Regions from separate parts of the Homo sapiens genome. Here region 2 is linked to region 1. A link is a loop called in an ENCODE intact Hi-C map of the cell type or tissue named here. Cell type or tissue: B cell. All regions are shown on one strand. Links, peaks and the distances in the headings refer to the core of each region. The heading gives the core; the rest is flanking DNA.

Region 1 (15,146 bases), core at 4,206-6,705:
GTTAAAACAAAAAAACTCCAACTCATAGTGACTTAAAGAACAAGAAATCGTTTTTTCTCACAGATGAAAGTATAAACCTGCTCCAGACACAGTGTGTTTAACAACACAACGATGTTCTCATGTATCTAGATTTTTCCTGTCCCTCCACTCTGCAACTTTGAATATTGGCTTCATCCTAAAGTTAGTGTGTTCTAGTAAGGTTGATTCCTCTCATGACCACCAGAGGCAATCAGAATGATTTATTTTCCTGTTAACCTTTTATAGGAGAGGGAGAACTTCCCTAACTCTGGAATGTAAGTCCTTCCCTTCAATCTGATTGGAAGACTGAAGACATCCTTAGAACAGTCTCTAGAAGATTCTGTTTGCTGGTTGGCTAATGTTAAGCACTGATATAGAATGGATGTTTGGGGAATCAACCATAATGTATTCTCTAGGAAGTTTTTCAAATGTCTTCAGAGTCTGAAATTGCTTAATTGAAAATTATTTTAAAATAGACTTGCGTCTGGTTTTAAACCAGTTTTGCCAAATTTCAATGTATATAGAAATAGTTTCAATTTTGTTTCTTTACAGAGTTTTAATTTGTGGATCTTGAATAACTTATTTGTTTTCATTTTTAATGGACTCCACATGAAAATATTACAAATCCTATTGCATTCTCAATTTTGATAAATCTTTGTGTGGGATACAGTTCAGTGAAGTGATCAAAAATGGAGCTCTGGATGGGCATGGTGGCTCATGCCTGTAATCCCAGCCCTTTGGGAGACCGAGTGGGTGGATCACGAGGTCAGGAGTTCAAGATCAGCCTGGCCAACATAGTGAAACCCCGTCTCTACTAAAAATACACACACAAAAAAAAATTAGCTGGGTGTGTTGGAGGGCACCTGTAGTCCCAGCTACTTGGGAGGCTGAGGCAGGAGAATCACTTGAACCTGGGAGGCAGAGGTTGCAGTGAGCTGAGATCACGCCACTGCACTCTAGCCTGGGCAACACAGGGAGACTCTGTCTCAAAAAAAAAAAAAAAAAAAAAAAAAAAAACGCAAAGTGAGGCTCTAGAGCTACCCTAGTTCAAATTCCAGCTCTACCATTTCCCAGTGTAAACAAATTACTTCTCTGTTTCTGTTTTCTTATCTGTGGATTAATAGCCTTTCCACATATGGTTATGATGAGTACTGTATTATTAAATTAGAAAAACACATAAGATATAAGAAATTTACTGAGTAGTGTAAACCTTTATTATTTGATGCCTCTACCCCTTATTCTTAAGCTGATTTTAGAGGTGGACTGGTTTTCTAGTTATTCTCTGACCTATCCTTGGCAATTCCAGTTGTATCTAAGTTACTAAGAAGTAAATAGTATTTACTAAATATGAAAAACATAAAATCTCTTAATTTTACATATGTACTTCTTAAATCACTGACTATGTGCTGAAATTTTAACACTTTGACAGGAAATAGCTTGACTTAAGGTATATAAGTAGACTTCTACAACTTCAGTTTCTGGCATTATGCTGGATTAGATAATATAAAAACTCTTCTGCTGTAAAACATGAGGACAATTCTAGATGAAATATAACTAGTTTTTTAAAGACATAGCTGAGCTTCTGCAAGAACTAAAAGAAAATCCCCAGGAACCAAAAATGAATACTACACTGAAAGCCAGAGGTAAACATTTGGATTAAACTGCCCTGGAGAAGGATACTTGTCTCCCTAGCCTAGGAAGTTAGATATAAACACCTACTTGGGGCCAGGAATCAGTAGAAAGGTAGAACTTAAAACATTTTCTCATTTAATGCCAGGATTCTTCCATGAAAGGATGGACCAGGCTGGGCACCGTGGTTCATGCCTGTAATCCCAGCACTTTGGGAGGCCAAGGCGGCCAGATCACCTGAGGTCAGCAGTTTGAGATTAGCCTGGCCAACATGGTGAAAACCCATCTCTACTAAAAATACAAAAAATTAGCCGGGTGTGATGGTGTGCGCCTGTTGTCCCAGCTACTCAGGGGGCTGAGGCAGGAGAATCACTTGAGCCTAGGGTGGCAGAGGTCGTAGTGAGCTGAGATCATGCCACTGCACTCCAGCCTGGGCGACAGAGCAAGAGTCTGCTTCAAAAAAAGTGAGGTCTGAGCAGTGGCTCACACCTGTAATACCAGCATTTGGGGAGACTGAGGCAGGAGGATAAGTTCTTACTTATCAATAATAACATTGAATGTAAGTGGACTAAACTCTCCAATCAAAAGATATAGAATGACTGAATGGATTTAAAAAAAAAGACCCAATGATCTGTTGACTACGAAAAACATACTTCACCTATAAAGACAAACATAGACTGAAAAAAAGAGATGGAAAAAGATATTTCATGCCAATAGAAACCAAAAAAGAGCCAGAGTCACTATACTTATATCAGACAAAATAGATTTCAAGGCAAAAACTATAAGAAGAGACAAAAAAGGTCACTATATAATGATAAAGGGGTCAGTTCAGCAAGAAGATATAACAGTCTTAAATATATATGCACCCAACACTGTAGAACCTAGATATGTAAAGTAAACATTATTAGAGCTAAAAAAAACCAGATAGATTCCAATACAATAATAGCTAGAGTCTTCAACACCCCATTTTCAGCATTGGACAGATCTTCCAGACAGAAAATCAGCAAAGAAACATCAGACTTAAACTGCACTGTAGACCAAATGTATCTAATAGATATTTACAGAACATTTCATCCAACAGCTGCAGAATATGCATTATTCTCCTCAGCATATGGACCATTTTCAAGGATAGACCATATTTAGGTCACAAAATAAGCCTTAAAATATTCAAAAAATTGAAATAATATCAAGCATCATCTCTGACCACAGTGGAAAAAAAAAACTAGAAATCAGTAACTAGAGGAATTTTGGAAACTATACGAATACATGGAAATTAAACAATATGCTCCTGAATGACCAGTGAGTCAATGAAGAAATTAAGAAAAAAATTGAAAATTTTCTTGAAACAAGTGATAATGAAAACCTAACATATCAAAACATATGGAATACAGTGAAAGCATTACAAAGAAGGAGGTTTATAGCTATAAGTGCCCACATCAAAAAAGGACACCAAAAAAAAAAAAAATAGAAAGGTGTTCCATGTTCATGGATTGGAAGAATCAATGTTTTTAAAATGTCCATACTACCCAAAGTAATCTACAGATTCAATGCAATCCCTGCCAAAATACCAATGATATTCTTCACAGAAATATAAAAAAAAATCATAAAATCTATATAAAAACCTCAAAAGACCCAGAAGAGCCAAAGCTGCCCTAAGCAAAAAGGACAAAACTGAAGGAATCATATTGCCTGACTTCAAATTATGCTACAGAGCTATGGTAACCAAAGCAGCATGGTTCTGGCATAAAGACAGACACATAGATTAATTAAACAAAATGGAGATCCCAGAAACAAATCCACATATATATAGTGAACTCATTTTCGACAGAGGTGCTAAGAACATACACTGGGAAAAAGTTTCTTCAATAAAGGATGCTGGGAAAACTGGATATCCATATGCAGAAGAATGAAACTAAACCCCTATCTCTCACCATATATAAAAAATCAAAAAAGAATAGATTAAAGACTTAAGCCTGTGACCTCAATCTATAAAACTACTACAAAAACATTGGAGAAAATCCCCAGGACATTGGTCTGCGCAAAATATTCTTGAGTAGTACCCTACAAACACAGGCAACCAAAGCAAAAATGGACAAATAGGATCACATCAAGTTAAAGAACTTCTGCACAGCAAAGGAAACAATCAACAAAGTGAGGTGACAGCCCACAGAATGGGAGAAAATATTTGCAAATTTACCCTTCTGACAAGGGTTTAATAACCAGAATGTATAAGGAGCTCAGACAACTCTATAAGAGAAAAAACAATAATCTGATCAAAAAATGGGTGAAGGATTTGAATTTGTATGTCTTCTTTTCTCAAAAGAAGACATACAAATGGCAAACAGGCATATAAAAAGGTGCTTGGGCTGAGCTCTTGCTTGTAATCCCAGCACTTTGGGAGGCCAAGGCGGGAGGATCACTTGAGCCTAGGAGTTTCAGACCAGCCTGGACAACACAGTGAGACCTTGTCTCTACAAATATAATAATTTAAAAATTAGCCTGATGTGGTGGTGTGCTCCTGTGGTCCCAGCTACTTGGGAAGCTGAGGTGGGAGGATCACTTGAACCTGGGAGGTCAAGGCTGCAGTGAGCCATGATTGTGCCACTGTACTCCATCCTGGGCAACAGAGCAAGACCCCATCTCCAAAAAAAAGGTGATCAACATCATTGATCATCAGAGAAATGCAAATCAAAACTACAATAAAATATCATCTCACCCCAGTTAAAATGGCTTATATCTAATAGACAAGCTACAGCAAATGCTGGTGAGGATATGGAGAAAAGGGAACCCTCATACACTGTTGGTGGGAATGTAAATTAGTACAACCACCATGAAGAATAGTTTGGAGATTCCTCAAAAAACATAAAATAAAAGTACATATGGTCCAGCAATCCCACTACTGGGTGTATACCCAAAAGAAAGGAAATCAGTATATTGAAGAAATAGCTGCACTCCCATGTTAATTGCAGAACTGTTCACAATAGCCAAGATTTGGAAGCAACCTTAGGGTCCATCAACAGATGAATGTACGAAGACAATGTGATACTTACACACAATGAAGTACTGTTCTGCCCCCAAAAAAATAATGAGATACTGTCATTTGTAATAACATGGATGGAACTGGAGATCATTATGTTAAATAAGGCAGGCATGGAAAGACAGACATTGCATGTTTTTACTCATTTGTGGAATCTAAAAATCAAAACAATTGAACTCATGGAGATACAGAGTAGAAGGATGGTTACTAGAGGCTGGGAAGGGTAGTGGGGGGCAGGGGCAGGTGGGGATGGTTAATAGGTACAAAAAAATAGAATTTATAAGACCTAGTATTTGATAACACAACAGGGTAACTATAGTCAATAACAATTTAATTGTACATTTTAAGATAACTAAAAGAGTATAATTGGATTTTTTGTAACACAAAGGATAAATGCTTGAGGGGATGGATACCCCATTCTCCATGATGTGGTTATTATGCATCACATGCCTGTATCAAAATATCTCATGTACCCCATAATATATATACCTACTATGTACTCATAAAAATTAAAAATAATTTTTTGAAAAGGCTTCTTGAGGCTGGGCGCAGTGGCTCATGCCTGTAATCCCAGCATTTTGGGAGGCCGAGACAGGCAAATCGATTGAGCCCAGGAGTTTGAGACCAGCCTGGGCAACATGGCGAAACCCCGTCTCTACAAAAAATACAAAAGTTAGCTGGGCATGGTGGTTCACATCTGTAGCCCCAGCTACTCCGGTTGCTGAGGCGGTAGGATGGCTTGAGCCCAGGAGGCAGAGGTTGCAGTGAGCTGTGATCATGCCGCTGTGCTTCAGCTGTAGGCAGCAGAGCAAGACCCGGTCTCAAAAAGGAAAAAGAAAGTGAAAGACACTTTTTCAAAGGAGGAAATTATTTCTTCCCCAAGTAATACCACATCACTTTATTCAGGTTTGTATTGTAATGATCTATTTATATGCCAGTTTTTTTCCACTAAACTGTGGACTCCTTAATAGCAGGTAAGAATTATATTCTTCCACTTTCAGAGCCCATGGAACTCCTAGTAATTGCTTGATGGGTAAATTCATTTCATAAAACGTTCAAATAATATATTTTATGTAGATTATTGACAAATACAGATTTTGTGACACACATCTTTATAGGTGAAATGGAAAGAGTTCTGGAGTTGAAATAAGAATCAGAGACCTAATCTTTAATCCTTCTTTAATCTTTGGCCAAATATAATTTAGCTTTGTGAATCTATGTTTTCTTATATGTAAATTCTAGTGATGGACTAATAGCTAAAATCCTTTACATCTCTAATATCTTTGAAAATTTGCCTTTCCATAAAGTTGATCATTCATTTATCAATTTAATAGATACCTCTTTTCAGTATTAAGATCATTATATTTAGATTTTTGTATATAAATGTATTAACTTCACTGAAGTTAATAATTGCTGTCTTGGCCAGGCACGGTGGCTCAGGCCTGTAATCCCAGCACTTTGGGAGGCTGAGGCGGGCAGATCACTTGAGGTCAGGAGTTCAAGACCAGCCTGGCCAACATGGCAAAACCCTGTCTGTACTGAAAATGCAAATCTCTCTACTAAAAATAACAAAAATCAGTCAGGCGTGGTAGCACACACCTGTAGTCCCAGCTACTGAGGAGACTGAGGTGGGAGAATCGCTTGAACCCGGCAGCAGAGGTTGCAATCACATCACTGCAGTCCAGCCTGGGCGACAGGGTGAGACCCTGTCTGAAAAAAAAAGAAAAAGAAAATGGCAGCCTGGTCTCGAACCCCTGACCTCAACTGATCCACCCACCTCGGCCTCCCAAAGTGCTGGGATTACAGGCCTGAGTCACCAGGTTTGGCCAATAATTGCTGTCTTATAGCCGCAAGCATGTAACCTTGGATCTACTTGTGAACAGTACAACAGAAAATCAAACTACACTGCAAATTCTTAGAAAAATAAAACCTTTTTTGCTTTCTACTTAGACATAAAGTAGCATAAATTATCTTTTCCCATTTCATTTCGCTATTCTATAAACTGATCAAATTATTAAACCCTATCAGAGAATCACACAGTAGGGTGCAGTTGGGAGAGTTAAATAATGAGTCTTTGTTCATGAATAAAATTAAGCCTCGCATTAAAATGTTTTTGGAGTTATATGCACATATAGGATATATAACGCAATATCACCTTTTGTCCTGCTTTCTTTTTTAGCACAGTGATAGTAGAAATGTCAGAGATCTGGTTTTGCCCATAATTGTTATTGCTCTTAGACCTCTTGAAATGCTTCATTGTATATTTGAAGTTACAAAATATAAAGTTGTACATAGAAAGTATAAATTTATTAAATATTGGAATTCTTCATATTGTATTTACATATTATTCGTATAACTGACATTTGATCTTTAAATTTTTTTCTCTTTTCAGATGTTTAGTGCAAAAGAAGTTGAATTATATGTAACTGAAATAGAAAAGGAAAAGGAAGAAGCAGAGAAGAAAAAATCAAAGAAATCTGTCTAATTCTTAGGATGACCACTGGGAGGTCTTAATGTTTTGTTTTATTGTACTGCCTGAGGTTGTTTAGTGAAATTTTAGAGGAAAACAGTTATTTTGCAGCATTACATGCAGTACTTGTGTGATGTTTTGAGAATGCCAGATCTGTGGCTGTCTTCATTCTATTACATAGTCAAACATAGGTTTATGTGAAGATTTTCTTTGAAAGGGGATTTCAGTAATTGTTGAGAGCAGTCATAATTCCACATAAGCCTGAGACTCTATAATTTGTCCAGTGTCTTACTTACCTTCATATATGCAAATATAATTTTAAAAAATTTTTTAATTAAAAAAATTTAATAATTTGGTGATGTTTGAATATTGACTGTCAGTTAAGGACATAGCTATTCCAAATAAACTAAATATAATATTGAGCTGCATTTCTCAAAGAATGACAAAAGCATCCTTATACTGATGAGTTCTTAAAATTTTGTCAGAGCCTTCTTCATTTTACAATATTTTGTTATTTTTATTTTACCTTTTTCATTTTACAATATTTCGTTATTTTTATTTTACCTTTTTCATTTTACAAGTTGCAATATATTGTTTCGTTCATGGAACAAATATAGGCTGAATTCAAACATGCAATTAAAGCATGGGAAGAGCTTCTAAGGGCATCTTAACAGGATGCTACATGAAAATAAGGAAAGAAATTAATACATATCACTTTTAGTTTAGATTTTTATTTTATCTCAAGTATGTCCAGTGTGTTCGGTTTGTTACATATTCCATGAAATATCTGAGTGTGTATTTTATGATTGGTATTATGGAAGGCTTATTGGGGGAACAAGAAAAATATAAAAAGTGATCTCTGCCCACGGAAAGGATTTAATCCAAATGGTCCACAAGAGGAATGTGCTTAATTCCTACAGTGAGTTTATATTTTTGAAAATAAAAGCTAGTAAATATTCTTTCTGTTGTTTTAATTAATTGTTTATTTATTTCAGAGATGAGGTCTCACTATGTTGCCCAGGCTGGTCTCAAACTCCTGGCTTCAAGCAATCCTCCCACCTCCACCACCCAAAGTGCTGGGATTACAGGCTGAGCCACTGCACCTGGTCTTAATGTTCTTTTTTGAAAACGAGGGGAGAGGTTCAGTTTTTGCAGAGGAATGAAAATAGTAGGGGAAGGCCAGGCGTGGTGGCTCATGCCTGTAATCCCAGCACTTTGGGAGGCTGAGATGGGCGGACCACTTGAGGCCAGGAGTTCGGAACCAGCTGGCCAACATGGCGAAACCCCGAGTGGGGTGGGGTTGGTTTTGGGATGAAACTGTTCCACCTCAGATCATCAGGCATTCGAGTCTCGTAAGGAGCCCACAATCCCTTGCATGTGCAGTTTACAGCAGGTTTCACACTCCGATGAGAATCTTTTTTTTTTTTTTGAGACGAGTCTCGCTGTGTCACCCAGGCTGGAGTGCAGTGGCGCAATCTCGCTCCCTGCAACCTCCGCCTCTCAGGTTCAAGTGATTCTCCTGCCATAGCCTCTCAAGCAGCTGGAACTACAGGCATGTGCTATCACGACCAGCTAATTTTTGTATTTTTAGTAGAGTCGGGGTTTCGCCATGTTGGCCAGGCTGGTCTTGAACTCCTGGCCTCAGGTGACCACCTGCCTCGGCCTCCCAAAGTGCTGGGATTACAGGCGTGAGCCACCGTGCCCGGCCTCCTATGAGAATTGTTACTGCCGCCACTGATCTCACAGGTGACAGAGCTCATGTGGTAATGCTCGCTCCCCCCACCCCCCTACTCACCTCCTCCTGTGCAGCCGGGTTCCTAACAGGCCACAAGCCAGTACTGATCCACGGCCCTGGGGTTGGGGACCCCCGATCTAAGGGATATGGTTGTAATTCCATCCCTTATTTTTTTACTTGACAAGTACTCATACAATACCACAGTCACTGCATGCCAGACACTGTTTAGATTACTTGCAAATATTAACATTTAATTATCTTAACAACTCTGAGACAAGTTTTATAATGTATGCCCATGGTGCTGATGCTTATAGTGCTTTGCCACCACAAGTGTCCATCAGAATGGAAACATTTCTCATTGCTCACCAATCTCTCCCTCACAAGGATGTATCATGAGAGGCAAGAGGTTTTTTTGAATCTCACTAGCTTTATTACTCCTGTGACTCAGTTCTTCTTAGTTATCAGAGTCTAATTGGTTTTAGCTCAACTGATTTATTCTACTTTGGAAATCATAGCATTATTTTGGTCAGGTTTCACTGATCCATACAAAACGATTTTCTATTTAATGTGAAGTTCTTTTGTTTGTTTGGTTTTTTGTTTGTTTGTTTTTAGATGAGGCCTCTGTCACCCAGGCTGGAGTAGTGATGCCACCTTGGCTCACTGCAACTTCTGCCTCCCAGGTTCAAGCAATCCTCCCACCTCAGGCTCCTGAGTAGCTGGGACTACAGCTGCTCGCCACCACACCCTGTTAATTTTTTGTATTTTTTAGCAGAGACAGGGTTTTACCATGTTGCACAGGCTGGACTCGAACTCCTGAAGTCAAGAGATACATACACCCAACTCGGCCTCCCAAAGTGCTGGGATTACAGGCATGAGCCACTGTGACCAGCCCTAATGTGAAGTTTGAACCAAAAAAAATTCAAACGTTATTGCTATTTAAAATGTTACTTTGGCTGGGCGTGGTGGCTCACGCCTATAATCCCAGCATTTTGGGAGGCCAAGGCGGGTGGATCACCTGATGTCAGGAGTTCGCAACCAGCCTGACAAACATGGTGAAACCCTGTCTCTACTAAAAATACAAAAAAAAAAATTAGCCTTGGCCGGGTGCAGTGGCTCATGCCTGTAATCCCAGCACTTTGGGAGGCCGAGGCGGGTGGATCACCTGAGGTCAGGAGTTCGAGACCAGCCTGACCAATATGGAGAAACCCCTTCTCTACTGTCTCTACTAAAAATACAAAATTAGCTGGGCGTAGTGGCACAAACCTGTAATCCCAGCTACTAGGGAGGGTGAGGCAGGAGAATCGCTTGAACCTGGGAGGCGGAGGTTGCAGTGAGCCAAGATCGTGCCATTGCACTCCAGCCTGGGCAACAAGAGTGAAACTCCGTCTCAAAAAAAAAAAAAAAAAAAAAAGCCAGACCTGGTGGCGCATGCCTGTAATCCCAGCTACTCAGGAGGCTGAGGCAGGAGAATCGCTTGAACCCAGGAGGCAGAGGTGGCAGTGAGCTGAGATTGCACCACTGCACTCCAGTCTGGGCAATGAGAGAAACTCCATCTCAAAAAAAAAAAAAAGTTACTTTTACTGGCCAGGCAAAGTGGCTCATGCCTATAATCCCAGCACTTTGAGAGGCCGAGGTGGGCGGATCGCTTGAGGTCAGGAGTTCAAGACCAGCCTGACCAACATGGCGAAACCTCATCTCTACTAAAAATACAAAAAAATCAGCCAGGCATGGTGGTGCACGCCTGTAGTCCCAGCTACTCAGGAAGCTGAGGCAGGAGAATTGCTTGAACACAGGAGGCGGAGGTTGCAATGAACCGAGATTGAGCCGCTGCACTACAGCCTGGGTGACAAAGTGAGACTCTGTCTCAAAAAAATAAAATAAAATAAGATAGGGTGCAGTGGCTCACACCTGTAATCCAGCACTTTGGGAGACTGAGACAGGTGGATCATCGGAGGTCAGGAGTTCAAGACCAGCCTGGCCAACATGGTGAAACCCCATCTCTACTAAAAATTCAAAAAATTAGCTGGGCACGGTGGCGGGTGCCTGTAATCCCAGCTACTCGGGAGGCTGAGGCAGGATAATTGCTTGAACCCGGGAGGCAGAGGTTGCAGTGAGCCAAGATTGTGCCACTGCACTCCAGCCTGGGCGACAGAGTGAGACTCTGTCTCAAAAATAAATTAATTAATTAAATGAAATGTTACTTTTATTTTATTGAGAGAAAAAAACCCCAATATTCAAGTGCTTTATGTTTTTTCTCTCTCATGTCACCACGGTGAGATGATCACAAATACTTGATTTTAGGAATTACCTAAACAACTTATCTTTCCAGCATTAGATTACGGTTAAGTGGGTAGACAGAAAAATCTGTCACTATAGGTATGGAAATGCTGGATAACATCTAACAAATATGCTTTTAAATGCATAGGTAAGGCCAGGTGCAGTGGCTCACACCTGTAATCCCAGCACTTTGGGAGGCCAAGGCAAGAGGATCGCTTGAGGCCAGGAGTTTGGGACCAGCCTGGGCAACATGGTGAGACTCCCATCTGCACAAAAAATTTAAAAATTAGCTGGGTGTGGTGGTGCACATCTGTAGCTCCAGCTACTTAGCAGGCTGAGACAGGAGGATCACTTGAGCCCAGGAAGTGGCTGCAGTGAGCCATGATCCTGCCACTATACTCCAGTTCTGGGCAACAGAGAGACACCCTGTCTCAAAAAAATTGTAAATACATACAGATGTACATACATATATATGTACATAAGTAAACTCACAAGAAGGGATGGGAAATCCGGGACTGAAAACAGAAAGTTATGAAAATCAGAGAAGCAGCTGAGCAGATGCTGGTTCTGCTGTGTATACGGTTGTGTTGGCACAGGGAATAAGCATAATAGAGACTAGAAACACCCAGACGCTTACTGGATACTTGGTTTATGGCAGTTAGCATTGCATCAATGGGCAAAGGATAAGCTCTTCAATACACAATGATAGGACGACTGGTTATTCATTTGAAAAGAAAGAAAATTGAACCTCTGGCCAGGTGCAGTGGCTCATGCCTATAATCCCAGCACTTTAGGAGGCGTAGGCGGGCGGATCACCTGAGGTCAGGAGTTCGAGACCAGCCTGACCAACATGGCGAAACCCCATCTCTACTAAAACTACAAAAATTGGCTGGGCTTGGTGGCAGGTGCTTGTAATCCAGCTACTCGGAAGGCTGAGGCAGGGGAATCGCTTGAACTTGGGAGGCGGAGGTTGCAGTGAGCCGAGATGGCGCCATTGCACTCCAGCCTGGGCGACAGAGTGAGACCGTCTCAAAAAAAAGAAAGAAAGAAAGAAAGAAAAGGGCCGGGCGCGGTGGCTGATGCATGTAATCCCAGCACTTTGGGAGACCGAGGCGGGCAGATCATGAGGTCAGGAGATCGAGACCATCCTGGCTAACGCGGTGAAACCCCGTCTCTACTAAAAATACGAAAAATTTAGCTGGGCGTGGTGGCGGGCGCCTGTAGTCCCAGGTATTTGGGGGGCTGAGGCAGGAGAATGGCGTGAACCCTGGAGGCGGAGCTTGCAGTGAGCCGAGACCGCGCCACTGCACTCCAGCCTGGGCTACAGAGCGAGACTCCCTCTCAAAAAAAAAAAAAAAAATTTAACCTGTACTTAATACTATTTTAAAAAATCAATTTCAGGTAGATTAAAGACCTAAATATAAAAAATTAAACTTTAAAACTTTAGAAGACAATATAGAAAAATATCTTTACGATCCTGGAGGTAAGGACAGATTGTCTAGACAAGATGAAAAGTGTCAATACTTAAGGAAAAGATTGATAATTTAACTACCTGAAAATTAATGTAAATTTTTCTACATCAAAAGAGACCATAACACAAGTGAAAAGACAGGCTACAAATAGGAGATGTTTGTAATACATATAAATGATAAAAGATGTGTGTCTGGAATTTATAAAGAGCTGCTGATTGAAAGGAATACACCATACAACAGAAAAATGAATCATGCATGTAAACAGTTCACCTCTAACAGTTCAAACATTATTCCTATTTAAAATGCTACTTTTATTTATCTTACTGAGAGAAAAATCCCCAATACTCAAGTACTTTATGTTTTTTCTCTCTCATATCCCCAAGGTGAGATGATCACAAATATTGGGTTTTAGGAATTATCTTAACAACTCATCTTTCCAGCATTAGATTATGGTTAAGTAGGTAGAAAAAACTTTCACTACAGGTATAGAAATGCTGGATAAGATCTAACAAATATCCTTTTAAATGCATAGGTAAGGCCAGGTGCAGTGGCTCACACCTGTAATCCCAGCATGTTTGGAGGCCAAGGCAGGAGAAGAAAAAACCTAAATGATTTTCTCTTATAAGGATCCTATTAAATATTAAATGTTGTTCTACCAGACTAATAAAGGAAATGTATATTTATACCTAAGATGAGATACTCTTTTACAGCCATCAGACTGACAAAAATTAAAATGACTGTATAAAGTGTTTGTGAGCATGTGGAGCCAAAAGAACTCTTATCTACTGCTGTTAGAATTGTAGACTAGACAACTGCTTTGGGCAGCATATGAGTGAAACCTAGCAAAGTCAAAGAGGTATGTGCCTTTTAGCTAGCAATCCAGCTCCCAGATATGTAAGCCTACAGAAATTTGCAAACTATCTCACACAACAACACAACAACAGTTAATACAAAAGACTCCTTGTGATCCCCAAATATATGGGAATTTTCTCATCACCAGCAATCAAGCAATCAATTCCACAGCAAACATCAGTTAGGCATCCTGCAATTCCATTCCTACACTATCTACCTGGAAACAATGTCAGATCCCACAGGTTAAGGGCTCAATTCCCAAGACTGCCCCCCACCCCATTCAGATACCAGTTGCAAGTCCAGGCCTCCATAACTTCTGACCAACCCGTCGTTTGTGGTTCCTGCAGCCCTCTCTTTGGGTTCCATTAATTTGCTAGAGTGGCTCACAGAACTCAGGGAAACATTTCCTTACATTTGCCGATTTTTTACTAAGTATATTTTAAGTATATGTAAGTATATTTTAAAGGATAAATAACCAGATGAAGAGATACATAAGATGAGGGCTAGGTACAGTGATTCACAGCTGTAATCCCAGCACTTTGGGAGGCTGAGGCAGGCAGATCACTTGAAGTCAGGAGTTGGTGACCAGCCTGGGCAACACAGGGAAACCCCCATCTCTACTGAAAATACAAAAAATTAACTGGGTGTGGTAGCACACACTTGTAATCCCAGCTACTGAGGATGCTGAGGCACAACAATCGCTTGAACCCAGGAGGCCGAGGCTGCAGTAAGCTGAGATCACACCACTGCACTCCAGCCTAGGCGACAGAGCAAAACTGTCTCAAAAAAAAAAAAAGGCCGGGTGCAGGGGATCACTCCTGTAATCCCAACACTTTGGGAGGCTGAGGCTGGTGGATTACCTGAGGTCAGGAGTTTGAGACCAGCCTGACCAACATGATGCAACCATGTCTCTACTAAGAATACAAAAATTAGCTGGGCGTGGTGGTGGGAACCTGTAATCTCAGCTACTCGGGAGGCTGAGGCAGAAGAATCGCTTGAACCCGGCAGTGAGCAGAGATCGTGCCATTGATTGCACTTCCTCTGGATGACAAAGCGGGACTCCATCTCAAAAAAAAAAAAAAAAGTGAGAGACACATAGGATGAGGTCTGGGGGAAGGGGCGTGTACCATCTAGGAACCTCCATGTGTTCAGCTACCCAGAAGCTCTCCAAACCCTGTTATTTTGGGTTTTTATGGAGGCTTCATTACATAGGCATGATTGATTAAACGATTGGCCATTGGTGATCAATTTAATCTTCAGCCCCCTCCCCTTCCTGGAGGTCATGTGGTAGATCAGAAAGTCCCGATCCTCTAATCCTGCCTAGGTCTTTCTGGTGACCAGCTCCCATCCTGAAGCTGCCTAAGAGCTGCTAGCCATCAGTTAATAATTAGCATACAAAAAGATATCACTGTGGAGGTTCCAAAGATTTTAGGAGTTGTACCCCAGAAAGGGAGATGAAGACCAAATATTTGACAATGAAACAGGAGGCATTCAGACACATAGCACCTACTTTAGAGGCTGAGGTGGGAGGATCACTTGAGCCCAAGAGATGAAGGCTGCAGTGAGCCAAGATCTCATTACTACACTGCAGCCCGGGTGACAGAATGAGATCTCTGTCTCAAAAATAAAAATTAAAAAATCCCAATATGGTTTTGC
Region 2 (15,146 bases), core at 7,532-10,031, 64 kb after region 1:
AATTTTACTCCCCAAAAATTGTTTAAATATGTAATCAACAGTATTAATACTTAATTTTAGAAAACTACCCATGGAATCTAAGAAGTCATTTTTCAGACATTAATTAATGGTAAGAATATATGAGCATTGAAATTGAGGGGGAAGGTAGGATTTCAATATAGAGAAATGTAGGCTGGATGATAATACCAGTGTATGGGTTTGTTACTTACTGAATGACTATGTCTAAGAAGGCTCTTGTTACCTTGTAGTAAACTAGGTATATGATACATAGTTGTCTAGAAAGTTCAGTCCGAGACCACAGAATAAGGCCTAGATGGTATGCCAATCAAGTTTGTAGATAATAATGGGCTTGTAGGGTTGGCTTTTTGTGGAATGTAATAGAGTGTAGCAACATAGGAGAGAACATTGGTCCTGGAGTTTGAATCCCAGCTCTACCACTTGATAGCTTTGTAATCTAGGCAAGTTATTAATCTCATTGTTTTTGTGGTTTTTTTTTTCTGGATGGAGTCTCACTCTGTCGCCCACGCTGGAGTGCAGTGGCGCGATCTCAGCTCACTGCAACCTCCACCTCCCAGGTTCAAGCCATTCTCCTGCCTCAGCCTCCCAAGTAGCTGGGACAACAGGTGTGTGCCACCACACCTGGCTAATTTTTTATTTTTAGTAGAGATGGGGCTTCACAATATTGGCCAGGCTGGTCTCAAACTCCTGACCTCAGGTGATCTGCTGGCCTTGGCCTCCCAAAGTGTTGGCATTACAGGCGTGAGCCACCGCACCTGGCCTAATCTCATTCTTTTTTTTTTCTTTTTTGTTTTCTGAGATATAGTTTCACTCTTGTTGCCCAGGTTGGAGTGCAGTGGCATGATTTCGCCTCACTGCAACCCTCTCCCCCGCCACTGACCCCACCTGGGTTCAAGCGATTCTCCTGCCTCAGCCTCCCGAGTAGCTGGGATTACAAGCATGTGCCACCATGCCTGGTTAATTTTATATTTTTAGTAGAAATGGGGTTTCTCCATGTTGGTCAGGCTGGTCTCGAACTCCCGATCTTAGGTGATCCACCCGCCTCGGCCTCCCAAATTGCTGGGATTACAGGCGTGAGCCACCATGCCTGTCCTAATCTCATTCTTAATGTCAGCTATATTGTCTCTAAAATACGGTTAATACCTTCTGAAAAATATCATAAGGGTTAAATAGAATAAGTATACAGAGTCTGCATATCACAGAATTCTGGGGAACACCATTTATGTGGAATACAATGTTGCACAGCAGAAGTGTCATGAATATTTAAGGTACTTATGCAGCATTTGTTGATAGGTACTCTGTGGTTGCTATTTAGCTAACATGTATGAGGACCCTCCAAATTCTCAGCCGTCTGAAAGTATGGGTCTTTAAGTTATCTCAGTGCCTACCTGTCCCTATTTTTTAAATTAAAAAGATGATGCTTACTGTAGAAAATTTGGAAAACAGAAAAATTACACAAAAATATTACCCTCCCCCCAAAGTTTTGAGTATATTTAAAAAATCTTCTTTTAAAAAAAATTGACACAGGGTTGGGCATGGTGACTCACATCTTGTAATCCCAGCACTTTGGGAGGCCGAGGCAGGCAGATCACTTGTGGGCATGAGTTCGAGACCAGCCTCGCCAACATAGCAAAATCCTGTCCCTACTGAAAGCACAAAAACTAGCCAAGCGTTGTGGTGCATACCTCTAATCCCAGGTACTTGGGAGGCTGAGGCACGAGAATCACTTGAGCCCAGATGTATGCAGTGGGCCAAGATCGTGCCACTGCACTCCAGCCTGGGCAACAGAACAAGACTCTGTCTCAAAAAAAAGTAAAAAAAATTGAGACAGGGTCTTGCTGTCACCCAGGCTGGAATGCATTAGTACAATCAGGGCTCACTTCAGACTGACCTCCCTAGCATAAGCAGTTCTCCTACGTCAAACCTACTGAGTGACTGGGACTACAGGTGTGCCTCACTATGCCCAGCTAATTTTTTTTTTTTTTTGGTACATTTGGGATCTCACTGTTTCCCAGGCTGGCCTTGAACTCCTGGGCTCAAGTGATCTTCCTGCCTTAGCCTCCCAAAGTGCTGGGATTACAGGCGTGAGCGACTGCACCTGGCCCCTAATCTCCTTTTTAAATGTCATCTTTATTGAGGTAAAATTTTTGTTATTAAAAAAGGGGAACCTAGGCTGGGCGCAGTGGCTCACGCCTGTAATCCCAGCACTTTGGGAGGCTAAGGCAGGAAGATCACTTGAGCCCAGGAGTTCAAGGCCAGCCTGGGAAACAGTGAGATCCCAAATGTACCAAAAAAAAAAAAAAATTAGCTGGGCATAGTGAGGCACACCTGTAGTCCCAGTCACTCAGTAGGTTTGACGTAGGAGAACTGCTTATGCTAGGGAGGTCAGTCTGAAGTGAGCCCTGATTGTACTAATGCATTCCAGCCTGGGCAACAGAACAAGACTCTGTCTCAAAAAAAAGTAAAAAAAATTGAGACAGGGTCTTGCTGTCACCCAGGCTGGAATGCATTAGTACAATCAGGGCTCACTTCAGACTGACCTCCCTAGCATAAGCAGTTCTCCTACGTCAAACCTACTGAGTGACTGGGACTACAGGTGTGCCTCACTATGCCCAGCTAATTTTTTTTTTTTTTTGGTACATTTGGGATCTCACTGTTTCCCAGGCTGGCCTTGAACTCCTGGGCTCAAGTGATCTTCCTGCCTTAGCCTCCCAAAGTGCTGGGATTACAGGCGTGAGCGACTGCACCTGGCCCCTAATCTCCTTTTTAAATGTCATCTTTATTGAGGTAAAATTTTTGTTATTAAAAAAGGGGAACCTAGGCTGGGCGCAGTGGCTCACGCCTGTAATCCCAGCACTTTGGGAGGCTGAGGTGGGTGGATCATGACGTCAGGAGATCAAGACCATCCTGGCCAACATGGTGAAACACCATCTCTACTAAAAATACAAAAATTAGCTGGGCGTGGTGGTACGTGCCTGTAATCCCAGCTACTCTGGAGGCTGAGGCAGGAGGATCACTTGAACCAGGGAGCTGGAGGTTACAGTGAACCGAGATTGTGCCACTGCACTCCAATCTGGTGACAGAACGAGACTCCATATCAAAAAAAAAAAAAAAAAGAGGAACCTGGCTGGGTGCGGTGGCTCATGCCTGTAATCCCACCACTTTGGGAGGCCAAGGCAGGTGGATTACTTGAGGCCAGGAGTTCGAGACCAGCCAGGCCAACATGGCAAAACTCGGTCTCTACTAAAAATACACAAAAATTAGCCAGGGTATTGTGGTACATGCCTGTAGTGTGAGCTACTTGGGAGGAGAGGCTTGAGAATCGCTTGAACCCAGGAGCAGAGGTTGCAGTGATCCAAGATTGCACTCCAGCCTGGGCAACAGAGCAAAACTCTCTCTCTCTCTCAAAAAAAAAAAAGATCATTTACGGTGAATTGAGTGCTGAAACATTTAATAAAGGTGTAGCACCAATGAAATTAAGATATAGAGCATTTCATTCCCAAAAGCTTTTTGTCTCTTTGGAAATAAAAATGTTATGCACACGTTCTCTATTTTTCACATAATTGGGATTCTGTGATACCACTTTTATATCCTGATTTTCACTTATCATTATATGGTGACAATTTTCTATATTGTGAACTCAACACTTTATTTATTTTTTTTTAGAGACAAAGTCTCATTCTTTCTTTCGCCTAGGCTGGAGTGCAGTGGCATGACCTCAGTTCATTATAATCTCCACCTTCTGGGTTCAAGCAATTCTCCTGCCCCAGCCTCCTAAGTAGCTGGGATTACAGGCACATGCCACCATGCCCGGCTAATTTTTGAATTTTTGATAGAGATAGGGTTTCACCATGTTGGCCAGGCTGGTCTCAAACCTCTGGCTTTATGTGATCCACCTGCCTTGGTCTCCCAAAGTGCTGGAATTACAGGCATGAGCCACTGCAGCCGTCCAGTTTTTGTTGTTGTTGTTGTGTTTGTTTTTGAAACAGGGTCTCACTCTGTCCCCCAGGCTGAAGTGGAGTGGCTCGAACATGGCTCACTGCAGCCTCAAACTCCTGAGCTCAAGTGTTCCTTGCCTCAGCCTCCCAAGTAGCTGGGACCACAGGCAGGTACCACCAGGCTTAGCTAATTATAAAAATTTTTGTGCTGGGCGCGGTGGCTCACGCCTCCTATCCCAGCACTTTGGGAGGCCGAGGCAGGCGGATCACGAGGTCAGGAGATCGAGACTGTCCTGGCTAACACGGTGAAACCCTGTCTCTACTACAAATACAAAAAATTAGCCAGGCATGGTAGCAGGCGCCTGTAGTCCGAGCTACTCGAGAGGCTGAGGCAGGAGAATAGCGTGAACCCGGGAGGCGGAGCTTGCAGTGAGCCGAGATCACGCCACTGCACTCCAGCCTGGGCAACAGAGCGAGACTCCATCTCAAAAAAAAAAAAAAAAAAATTTTTTTTTGTAGAGATGGGGTTTCACCATTTCGCCCAGGCTGGTTTTGAACTCCTGAGCTGAAGCGATCCACCCACCTCAGCCTTCCAAAGTGCTGAGATTACCAATGTGATCAGTGCTAACTATATCCTGGATTCTACGCTAAGTGCCATAGATGCAGTAATAAATAGGGTAGATATTCTGTGGGTTTAGTTTTTGTCTAACAAACTTATTTTTGTAAAATAATACATACATATAAAAAGACCAACAAATATGGAAAGTAAAAAGAAGAAAGTAAACATCACCTGAAATCTAACAACCTATCCTTAAAAAATGAAATTTAATAGAGATAAATAGAAGCTCAATTTTGGCAAATCAGCTGTGTAAATGGAGGATAGGGGAGATATACCATAACTAATAGCACGACCTGGGATATAAACTTCTTGATTGCTTTAATTTTTTCTTTTATTTATTCAATTCAGGAAATGAGGGAAATTTAAGTGACTTTAAGCTCTTTGTAAGGAAAACTGTGACGTGAAAAATGGAAGAAATTTGGCCTCTAGTGCCTGAGGAAGGAAACAACTTAGCGTCTAAGTGTTTCCAGTCCTATGGAAATGAGAGTGGGCTTATTCTGTGTGGTTGCAGAAGGTACCCTCACATCTCTGGATATTAATGGGAGGCACGTTTGGTTCCATATTAAGGAAGGACTTATATTCGTGATCTGCTTGTGAAAGAGTGACACAAAGAAATCTGCGTTTTCCTAACCCTGGACTATTTGAAAAGAGGCTAAAAGGTGACTAGTGAGGCATTCTGTATATGTATTAAATTGTAATAGATGAATTCTAGCATCTTTAAGGCTCTTAGATTTGTAAGGATCTGCTATTTTTTCAGGGGCAGTATTTACAAATGCTGTGAATGTGGAGAAGTCAGAGAACTTCCATTCAGATCAGCTTGACACCAAGAAATTGGCATTTTTGGATGTTGGGATGTAGCAGTTCACTGGGCTGAAGGGTAGAATATGTAAATCATGTACCAAGTAGAGAGTGGACACTGGACCACGATACACTTTAATATCTTAATATTTATAGAGGAACGGTGCTATGTAACCTAATATATGATTACATTCTGTCAATATGCTTGTAGAATAAACAGGCCATTCTTTTATGATTGGAAAAAGTGAGTCTCAGATACTTATCAGGATTGGATTCAAAGAAACTTGGTCACTGGTCTTCAGAGAAGAGACTAACATTCAGTTTCCCTTTGTTTTTAAGTGCTTTCTATTATATTATTGCTTCTCATTGGCATTGGGCCTTTGAGATAAATAATTGGTTAAGGTTGCAAAAGGAGTGTTTTGCATCTTGAAAACACTTTGGTCTGAAGATGAGCTGGTTATTTTATTCTCAGCATTGCCTGTCTACAGCTATTCTAATATTGCCTCCTACTGATGTTTTGAGTACTTAGTTGAAGAAAAGTTTGAATTGTGGACCTCTTGGCATTAATAGCTACCTGCTCAAAAATTCAAAAATCCTCTCACATATATTGTCTCATTTGGTTCCTTTAACAATCCAGTGAGGTGGGTCTGAGGTTTACCCATCCATGAACATGGATCTCTTTCCATTTATTTAGATCTTCTGTAATTACTTTCAACATACGTTTTTCAACGTGTTTTTTACATGTTGAAAGTAATTAAAGTATGAAGACATTTCTTAGTTTTCATAGTGTTAGTTTTGTACTTTGTTAAATTTATCCTTGAAGTATATTATTCTTTTTGGTGCTATTGTGAATAGAATCATTTTCTTAATTTCATTTATGGTTATTCATTGCAAGTGTATAAAAATACAGTTGATTATTGAATATTGATCTTGTATCCTGCTACCATGCTAAATTGATTACTTCTAATAGTTTTTTAGAGGGTTCATTAGGATTTTCTATATATAGTAGTTCCTCTTCCCTTATCTAATGGTTTCATTTACCCATGGTCAACTGCCTCCAAAAATATTAAGTGGAAAATTCCAGAAATAAACAATTTGTTTTAAATCGTGTGCCATTCTGAGTATCGTGATGAAATCTCCCTCCATTCCACTGCATCCTGCCTGAAATGTGAATCATTCCTTTGTCCAGTGTATTGACACTCTGTACACTTACCTACCTATTAGTTACTTAGTAGCCCTCTTGACTGTTATAGTACACAGTATTACAGCGTTTGTGTTCAGGTAACCCTATTTTAATTAATAAGGGCCCCAAAGCTTACAAGAGTGGTGATGCTGGTGGCATATTTTTTTATTCTATTCTATTTTTATTTTTATTTATTATTTTATTAGTTATTTTATTTATTTATATATATTTTATTATTAGTTATTGTTGCCAGTATGTTACTGTGTGTAATTTATAAATTACATTTTATCATAGGTATGTATGTATAGAAAAAACATAATATGTGGGGTTCAGCACTGTCTGAGGTTTTAGGCATCCACTGAGATTGTGGAACCTTATGAGATCATGCCATCTGTAAATAATTTTACTCATTCCCTTCTGATTTGGATGCCTTTTATTTCATTTTCTTGCCCAGTTACCCTTGGTGGAATTCTGAATATAATGTTGAACAAAAGTAGTGATTGTAGGCATCCTTGTCTCATCCTTCATCTTAGATATCCTTGTCTTATTCCTGATCCTTGGGAGAAATTCAGACTTTCACCAAAAGTATGATGTTATCTGTGGGTCTTCTGTAAATCCATTTATCAGGTTGAGAAAATTTCTGTTTCTCTTTTTTTGGGTCTTTTTATCTGAAAGAAAGGCTTGTTGAATTTTGTCAAATGCTTGTTCCGCATCTGTTGAGATGATCATGTGTTTTTTGTCTTTCATTCTATCGATAGGGTGTTTTATAGTAGTTAGTGTTTGGATACTAAACCACCCTTGTATTCTTGAGATAACTATCACTTGGTCATGGTATATAACACATATAAAACATTGCTGGATTCAGTTTGCTAGTACTTGGTCAAGAATTTTTGTGTCTATATCCATAAGGGATATTGACCTGTGGTTTTCTTGTGATGTCCTTGTCTGTTTTTGGTATCGTTAATACTGACCTTATAGATTGAGTTGGGACGTGTTCCCTGCTTTTTTATTTTTTGGAATACTTTGTGAAGGATTAACATTAAATTTTCTTTTAAATATTTGGTAGAATTGACCAGTGAAGTCATCTGGACCTGCGCTTTTCTTACAGATCCTCTTTTGATTCAATATCTTCATTTCTTAAAGGCCTATTCAGGTTGTCTATTCTTTCTTGAGTCAATTTCAGTAGTTTATGTGTTTCTAGGAATTTGTTTCATCTAAATTGTCTAATTTATTAGTTTATAATTGTTTCTAGTCTTCCCTTATAATCCTTATTTGTGTAAAACTTATGCCCCCCCACCCCCCCCATTTTATTTTGTTAATTAATTTATTTTTTTGAGATGGAGTTTCGCTCTGTTGCCCAGGCTGGAGTGCAGTGGCATGATCTTAGCTCACTACAACCTCTGCCTCCCGGGTTCAAGCGATTCTTCTGCCTCAGCCTCCTGAGTAGCTGGGACTACAGGCATGTGCCACCATGCCTGGCTAATTTTTTTGTATTTTTAGGGGAGACGGGGTTTCACCATGTTGGCCAGACTGGTCTCGAGCTCCTGACCTCAAATGATCTACCTACGTTGGCCTCCCAAAGCGCTGGGATTACAGGCCTGAGCCACCATGCCTGGCCTCACACCTGATTTTAATAGTTTGAGTCTTTCCTTTGTTCTTAGTCATTCTAGGTAAAGGTTTGTCAGTTTTGTTTATTTTTTTTCCAAAGAACAATCTTTTGGTTTTGTTGATTTTTCTTTTTTTTCTCTTTTAGTAAATTTTAGTTTTAATACAGAGTGAAAGAAAATAGAAACTTAATAGGCTAAAACAAGTCAGACACCCATTCTACACAGATAAAAACCTTCACAAAGGTCAACTGAAGTAATCCGGAGCTGGAACTGAATTGTGCAGATTTTCAATGAAGTCATCAAAGTCATGTAACACAAAAATCGATTACATTTACACACTCAGCAAGCCCTCTAAGAAATGTGCCCCAAGAAGCATTAACCTTTGTTTTGTGCCATCCCGAAGACTTGCACATTTTTTCAGATAGCTTAACATTTTTAATAGAGTGTGTTTTCTACTGTGCGGTAATGCTTTGGTACTATTTATACAGGGTCTCGCCTGTCCTAGAGACGTGCCATTTCCCTAAGAGGAGCTTTGATTCTGCTTTAGAAGTTTTATATAAATTAAAATCTTTATCAAATATTAATATGAAGGGAGGCACAGGATGCAACATATATAGTCAAGTTACCTTTCTGTATATTTAGAAATTACTTTCTCCTCCAAGGGATTTGCAACAGAAAGCTCAGTCTGTCCTGCTTAATAATCAGTAGTACAGGTTTGAATCATCAGAAGCTTGGCAAGACCTTAATATTTCAAAATTATTAACAGCTGCCTCTAGGGGCAAGTCCATGTTACTGAGTTATGACAAACTTACTATCATGAGGGAAAACAAGAGTAGCCAGCCACCTTAAAAAATGCCCCAACCACTGCTTCTCAATACAGAAAGACTGAAAACTACATACAGTTTATCATACAACAAATCCCATCTCTGTCCCCTGAAATTCCCCTGGTTTCATTCATTAGAAGGGGATTAAAAAAAAAAGACTTAAAGAGCACTTTACAGCAGCATTAAGCTTTCCTATGAAATACTCAGCATCTTAAATATTATGTACAACTCTTTTTTTAGTAAGTTAGACACTGGCTTCAGAGTTTGTGGGACTGGGGGAAATCAACCCATTCAAAACTACTCTAGAAATTGTCTTTTGGCAGAATAGCAGGTATCCAAGTTAAAAATAGGAGGGTCATTTGAGACCAGCCTGGCCAACGTGGTGAAACCCTGTCTCTACTAAAACTAAAAAATTAGCTGGGTCTGGTGGTGGGCACCTATAAACCCAGCTACTTGGGAGGCTGAGGCAGGAGAATCACTTGAACCCGGGAGACGAAGTTGCAGTGAGCCAAGATCACGCCACTGCACTCCAGCCTGGACAACAAGAGCAAAACTCTGTCTCCAAAAAAAAAAAAAAAGAGGGTCAGTTTGTTGCTTTGTGGTCTTCAAAATTTAGATGGTTTTTTTTGTTCCCCTTCTACATAAAAACCTCAGTCACCACTCCTGAGTGGAGATGGGCAGAGGCTGTGGCCCCTGCTCCTCTGGCTTCTCGGCAGCTGCTTTCTTATTGCTGCAGCAAGGCTTGAAGAGATGTGTGTCAATGAGAACTTCCCCAAAACGGCCTTTATAGATGATCCCACAACATGTCTTCTGTCTTTTCTAGTATGTGAGATCTAAAAAGGAAACAACTGGTGTTCTGTTAGAACCAGAAGCCATCTCTGTATCTGAGCCGTCATCTGACTGGTTACTGTAACAAGGAGATTGAGCTGGGAGGCACTGGAGGTGGTACTGTGAGCATCAGAATTACGATGTTTAAATTCCTTCTGCAGTTTACTGATATGGTTGCTCTTTATCTTGTTCCCAGATAGAGTCACTTTCTTTGGTTTCAATGTAGTCTTTAGACTGGGTCCAGCCCTTGCATCTACCACATGATTCCAGTTTTTTTTTTGATCCTGCTGGCAACTTCTTCCATCTTTTCACAAGCAGGACACAGGCATTGCAGATGTCTCCTGAAGGAGTCTCATGCAATCCAGAACAGCTGTGGAAGTCCTTTTCATAGCGTTTACTGTCAGTGAATCGAGAACTAGAGGACTTAGCTCTGCAAATACAGCAGCCCTCTATACTTCGGTACATCTTTGGCGTGTGAAAACCAAACATCTTTTCTTCTGGGCAAAAGTCTTCCAAAAGCAGCCGTTCCACGCGCAATAACGTCCCCGAGGTGCAGAGTGCACGCCAGGCCAGTCCCCCTCAAGCACTCCCTACTCCAGTTTTGTTGATTTTTCTCAGTTGTTTTTCTATTCTCTATTTGCCCCTGCTCTTAATCTTTATTATTTCTTTTCTTCTGCTTGCTTTAGTTTTCATTTTGCTCTTCTTTTTCCAGTGTCTTAAGGTAAAAGGTTGTTAGTGATTTGAGATATTTCTTCCTTTTTAAGACAGGCATTTATAGCTGTACATTTTTCTCTGAATATTGCTTTAGTTGCATCACATAGATTTTGGTATGCTGTATCTTCATTTTCATTCATCTCAAAAGTATTTTCTAGTTTCCTTTATGATTTCTTCATTGACCCATTGGTTACTTAGAAGTGTGTTTATTATGCACATATTTGGGAGTTACCCCACTTTTTTTTTTTTTTCTGTCACTGTTTTCTAATTTCATTCCATTGTAGGTGGAGACCATACATTGTATTAGGTTGGTGCAAAAGTAATTGTGTTTTTTTTGCCATTACTTTCAATGGCGAAAACCGTGATTACTTTTGCACCAACCTAATATAATTTCAATTTTTGAAAGTTTATTGAGGTTTGTTTTGTGTCCTAGTATATGGTCTGTCTTGGAGAATGTTTCGCATACACTTAAGAATGCTATTGTTGTTAGGTGAAGTACTCCATAGATCTGAGTTAGGTTTAGTTGGTTTATAGTTTTTTCAAGTGGTTGATTTCCTTGCTGCTTTTCTGTTTAGTTCTATTCTTCATTGAAAGTGGGGTATTGCAGTGTCCGAGCAATTGTTGAATTATTTTTCCTTTTATCACTTTTTGCTTCATGTATTTTAGGCTCTGTGTGTGAGGTATATGTGCTTAAAATGTTACATCGTGTTGATCTGTTAGCCCCATCATTACAAAATGCCCTTCTTTATCTCTTGTTTAAAGTCTATTTTGATATTAGTATGGCCACTACAGCTTTCTTGTGGTTCTGTTTGTATGATGTCTTTTATTTTCAACTCTTTTATATCTTTGAGTCTAATGTATATCTCTTGTAAGGAGCATATAGTTGAATTTTGTTTTTTATCCAACCTAGCACTTTCTCCCTTTTGACTGGATTATTTTGTACATTCACATTTGCATTTAATGTTGTTATATATATATAGTTGGACTTAGCCTGCCATTTACTTTTGTTTCCTATATGTTTCTTTTACTTTTTCCTCTATACTTTTCCTGCTTTCTTTTGTATTAAGCAAATATTTTCTAGGGTAACACTTATCCTTTGTAATTTTTTCAACATGTTTTTGAGTGTTTTTCTTAGAGGTTGCTTTAGGGCTTACAATATGAACCTCATTGGAATCTCCTTCATGTGTATATTAACTTATTTCAGTGAGACAGAGAAGCCCTTTCTTTCATATAGTTCATTTCTGGCTTTCCTCTGCGTGCGTGTGTGTGTGTGTGTGTGTGTGTGTGTGTGTGTGTGTGTGTGTAATTATTGCTTTATACCTTGCATCTAGTTATATTACAAACCCAACAATTATTATGTTACATAATTTTATGTCTTTTAAAGAAGCTGAGGCTGGGTGTGGTGGCTCATGCCTGTAATCCCAGCACTTTGGGAGGCCGAGGCAGGCAGATCACGAGGTCAGGAGACTGAGACCATCCTGGCCAACATGGTGAAACACCGTCTCTACTAAAAATACAAAAATTAGCTGGGCGTGGTGGCATGTGCCTGTAATCCCAGCTACTCAGGAGGCTGAGGCAGGAGAATTGCTTGAACCAAGGAGTCGGAGGTTGCAGTGAGCTGAGATCGCACCACTGCACTCAAGCCTGGTGACAGAGCGAGACTCCATCTCAAAAAAAAAAAAAAGCTGAGGGAAGAAGAGAGCAAGGACATGTTTATGTCATTTGTTATATTACCTTATTTGTCTTTTCTGGATTTTCTTCATTTGTTCCTTTGCTTCTGAGCTACCATCTGAAGTACCTTTAGTACAATACAGCTTTGCTTCCACCCATTTCCTCTGTGCTTCTATTTGTAAAAATTTTACATTCCTGTATGTTAAATTTCCAAAGACGTAATTCTATATATATTGTTCTATACAATAGTTTTTAAAAACCAGTTATGAAAGAAGAAGTAATAATACATTTATACTGCCAAATTACATAATTACCAGTGCTCTTTGTTTTTTCCACGTGAATTTGAATTACTGCCTTGGTCACTTGTTTTCAGCCTGAAGAACTTCATTTAGTGTTTTTTGTATGGAGTATCTGCTACTAATGAATCTTCTCAGTTTAAATTAAAAAAAAATTTTTTTTAGAGACAAGGTCTTGCTCTGTTGGCTGTGCTGGAGTGCTGTGGTGTGATTATAGCTCACTGCAACCTTGAATTCTTGGGCTTGAGTGATCCACCTCAACCTCTCCAGTAGCTGGGATTACAGGTGTGCGCCACCACACTGGGCTACTTTTAATTTTTTTTTTTTTTTTTAGAGATGGGGTCTTGCTTTGTTGTCCAGTCTGGTCTCAAACTCTTGGACTTAAGCAGTCCTCCTGCTTCAGCCTTCCAAAGTGCTGGGATTACAAGTCACTGTGCCAGCCTGTTTTTAAATTTTAAATGTCTTTGCCTTCCTTTTTTCTTTGTTTTTGAACATTTTTACTACCATGTGTCTTGGCGTGGGGATCTCTTTGCGTTTAGCTTACTTGGGGTTTCTTGAGCTACTTTGATGTCTGGATTATTTTCCTCCAAATTTGGGAAGCTTTCAGCTGTTATTTCTTTGATTTTTTTTTTTTTCTGTTCCTTTCTCTCTCCCCTCTCTTTCTGGTACTAACATTATGCCTATGTTGGTGTCTTTAATGGTGTTCCATGTTTTCTGAGAATCTGTTTATTTTTCTTCTTTTTTTTTTATTATACTTTAAGTTCTAGGGTACATGTACACAACATGCAGGTTTGTTACATATGTATACATGTGCCATGTTGGTGTGCTGCACCCATTAACTCATCATTTACATTAGGTATATCTCCTAATGCATCCCTCCCCCCTCCTCCCACCCCGCGACAGGCCCCAGTGTGTGATGTTCCCCACCCTGTGTCCAAGTGTTCTCATTGTTCAATTCCCACCTATGAGTGAGAACATGTGGTGTTTGGTTTTTTGTCCTTACAATAGTTTGCTGAGAATGATGGTTTCCAGCTTCATCCATGTCCCTACAAAGGACATGAGCTCATCCTTTTTTATGGCTGCATAGTATTCCATAGTGTATATGTGCCACATTTTCTTAATCCAGTCTATCATTGATGGACATTTGGGTTGGTTCCAAGTCTTTGCTATTGTGAATAGTGCCGCAGTAAACACACATGTGCGTGTGTCTTTATAGCAGCATGATTTATAATCCTTTGGGTATATACCCAGTAATGGGATGGCTGGGTCAAATGGTATTTCTAGTTCTAGATCCTTGAGGAATTGCCACACTGTCTTCCACAATGGTTGAATTAGTTTACATTCCCACCAACAGTGTAAAAGTGTGCCTATTTCTCCACATCCTCTCCAGCACCTGTTGTTTCCTGACTTTTTAATGATTGCCATTCTAACTGGTGTGAGATGGTATCTCATTGTGGTTTCGATTTGCATTTGTCTGATGGCCAGTGATGATGAGCATTTTTTCATGTGTCTTTTGGCTGCATAAATGTCTTCTTTTGAGAAGTGTCTGTTCATATCCTTCACCCACTTTTTGATGGGGTTTGTTTTTTTCTTGTAAATTTGTTTGAGTTCTCTGTAGATTCTGGATATTAGCCCTTTGTCAGATGGGTAGATTGCAAAAATTTTCTCCCATTCTGTAGGTTGCCTGTTCACTCTGATGGTAGTTTCTTTTGCTGTGCAGAAGCTCTTTAGTTTAATAAGATCCCATTTGTCAATTTTGTCTTTTGTTGCCATTGCTTTTGGTGTTTTAGACATGAAGTCCTTGCCCATGCCTATGTCCTGAATGGTATTGCCTAGGTTTTCTTCTAGGGTTTTTCTGGTTTTAGGTCTGACATTTAAGTCTTTAATCCATCTTAAATTAAGTTTTGTATAAGGTATAAGGAAGGGATCCAGTTTCAGCTTTCTACATATGGCTAGCCAGTTTTCCCAGCACCATTTGTTAAATAGGGGCTCCTTTCCCCATTTCTTGTTTTTGTCAGGTTTGTCAGAGATCAGATGGTTGTAGATGTGTGGTACTATTTCTGAGGGCTCTGTTCTGTTCCATTGGTCTATATTTTTCATCATTCTTTTTGTTCTTTGGATTACATAATTTCTACAGATTTATCTCCAAGTTTGCTGATCTTTCTTTTGCCAGTTTAGGTTTACTTTTGAATCTCTTGTGAATTTGTTACTGTAATGACAGAAGTTCCGTTTTTTAAAAATAATATCTATCTCTAGTGATATTCTAGATGTATCACACCTTTCTTCTTTAAGTATGGTTCCTTTTATTCCTTTGAACATACTTATAATTGTTACTCTGACATTTATTAAATCTGACATCTAATCTGTCTCACAGGTGGTTTCTGTTGCCTGCTTTTCCCTCTGTGTTTATGTCACACTTTTCTGTTTCTTTACATGTCATAGCTTGTTGTTAACTATAGTGTAGCAACTCTTAATACTGGTCCCCACTCCTTGGGTGTGTTACTGTTTTTTGATTTTTAAAAAAGGTCTGGCTAGACTGTTTTAGTGAGGTCTCCTTTTGCTACAATAAGCAGCTGCTGATGTTACTTTTTAGAGGGCACATCCTTGAACATGAGCACTGTCATTTTTTTTTTTTTTTTTTTTTTTTTTT

The links. Peaks named below come from ENCODE experiments on the same cell type or tissue, not always from the same donor. Only the 100,000 strongest peaks of a DNase experiment are listed, where the experiment ranks them.
Region 2: a loop joins it to region 1, with 7 times the contacts of the local background. A loop is called at or near these places in 2 of 110 quality-filtered maps.

Annotation. Positions count from the first base shown.
Region 1 is chr18:26,185,243-26,200,388 of GRCh38, forward strand. PSMA8 (proteasome 20S subunit alpha 8) reads left to right here. Exons shown (of 7, transcript NM_001025096.2): 7 at 7,077-8,113. The coding sequence ends at 7,169. Among named protein-coding and RNA genes, the nearest start is that of TAF4B, 34 kb to the right of the region's middle. RefSeq lists enhancers at 5,516-5,625, 6,334-6,413. In B cell, for the core only: no CTCF peak of the experiment used is centred there; DNase peaks (open chromatin) are centred at 5,499 and 6,279; H3K4me3 peaks cover 1,363 bases; H3K27ac peaks cover 1,536 bases.
Region 2 is chr18:26,246,054-26,261,199 of GRCh38, forward strand. The region is part of intron 1 of TAF4B (TATA-box binding protein associated factor 4b); the gene reads left to right. It also overlaps the pseudogene SINHCAFP1. Among named protein-coding and RNA genes, the nearest start is that of TAF4B, 27 kb to the left of the region's middle. In B cell, for the core only: CTCF peaks have their summits at 8,861 and 9,060; a DNase peak (open chromatin) is centred at 9,758; H3K27ac peaks cover 307 bases.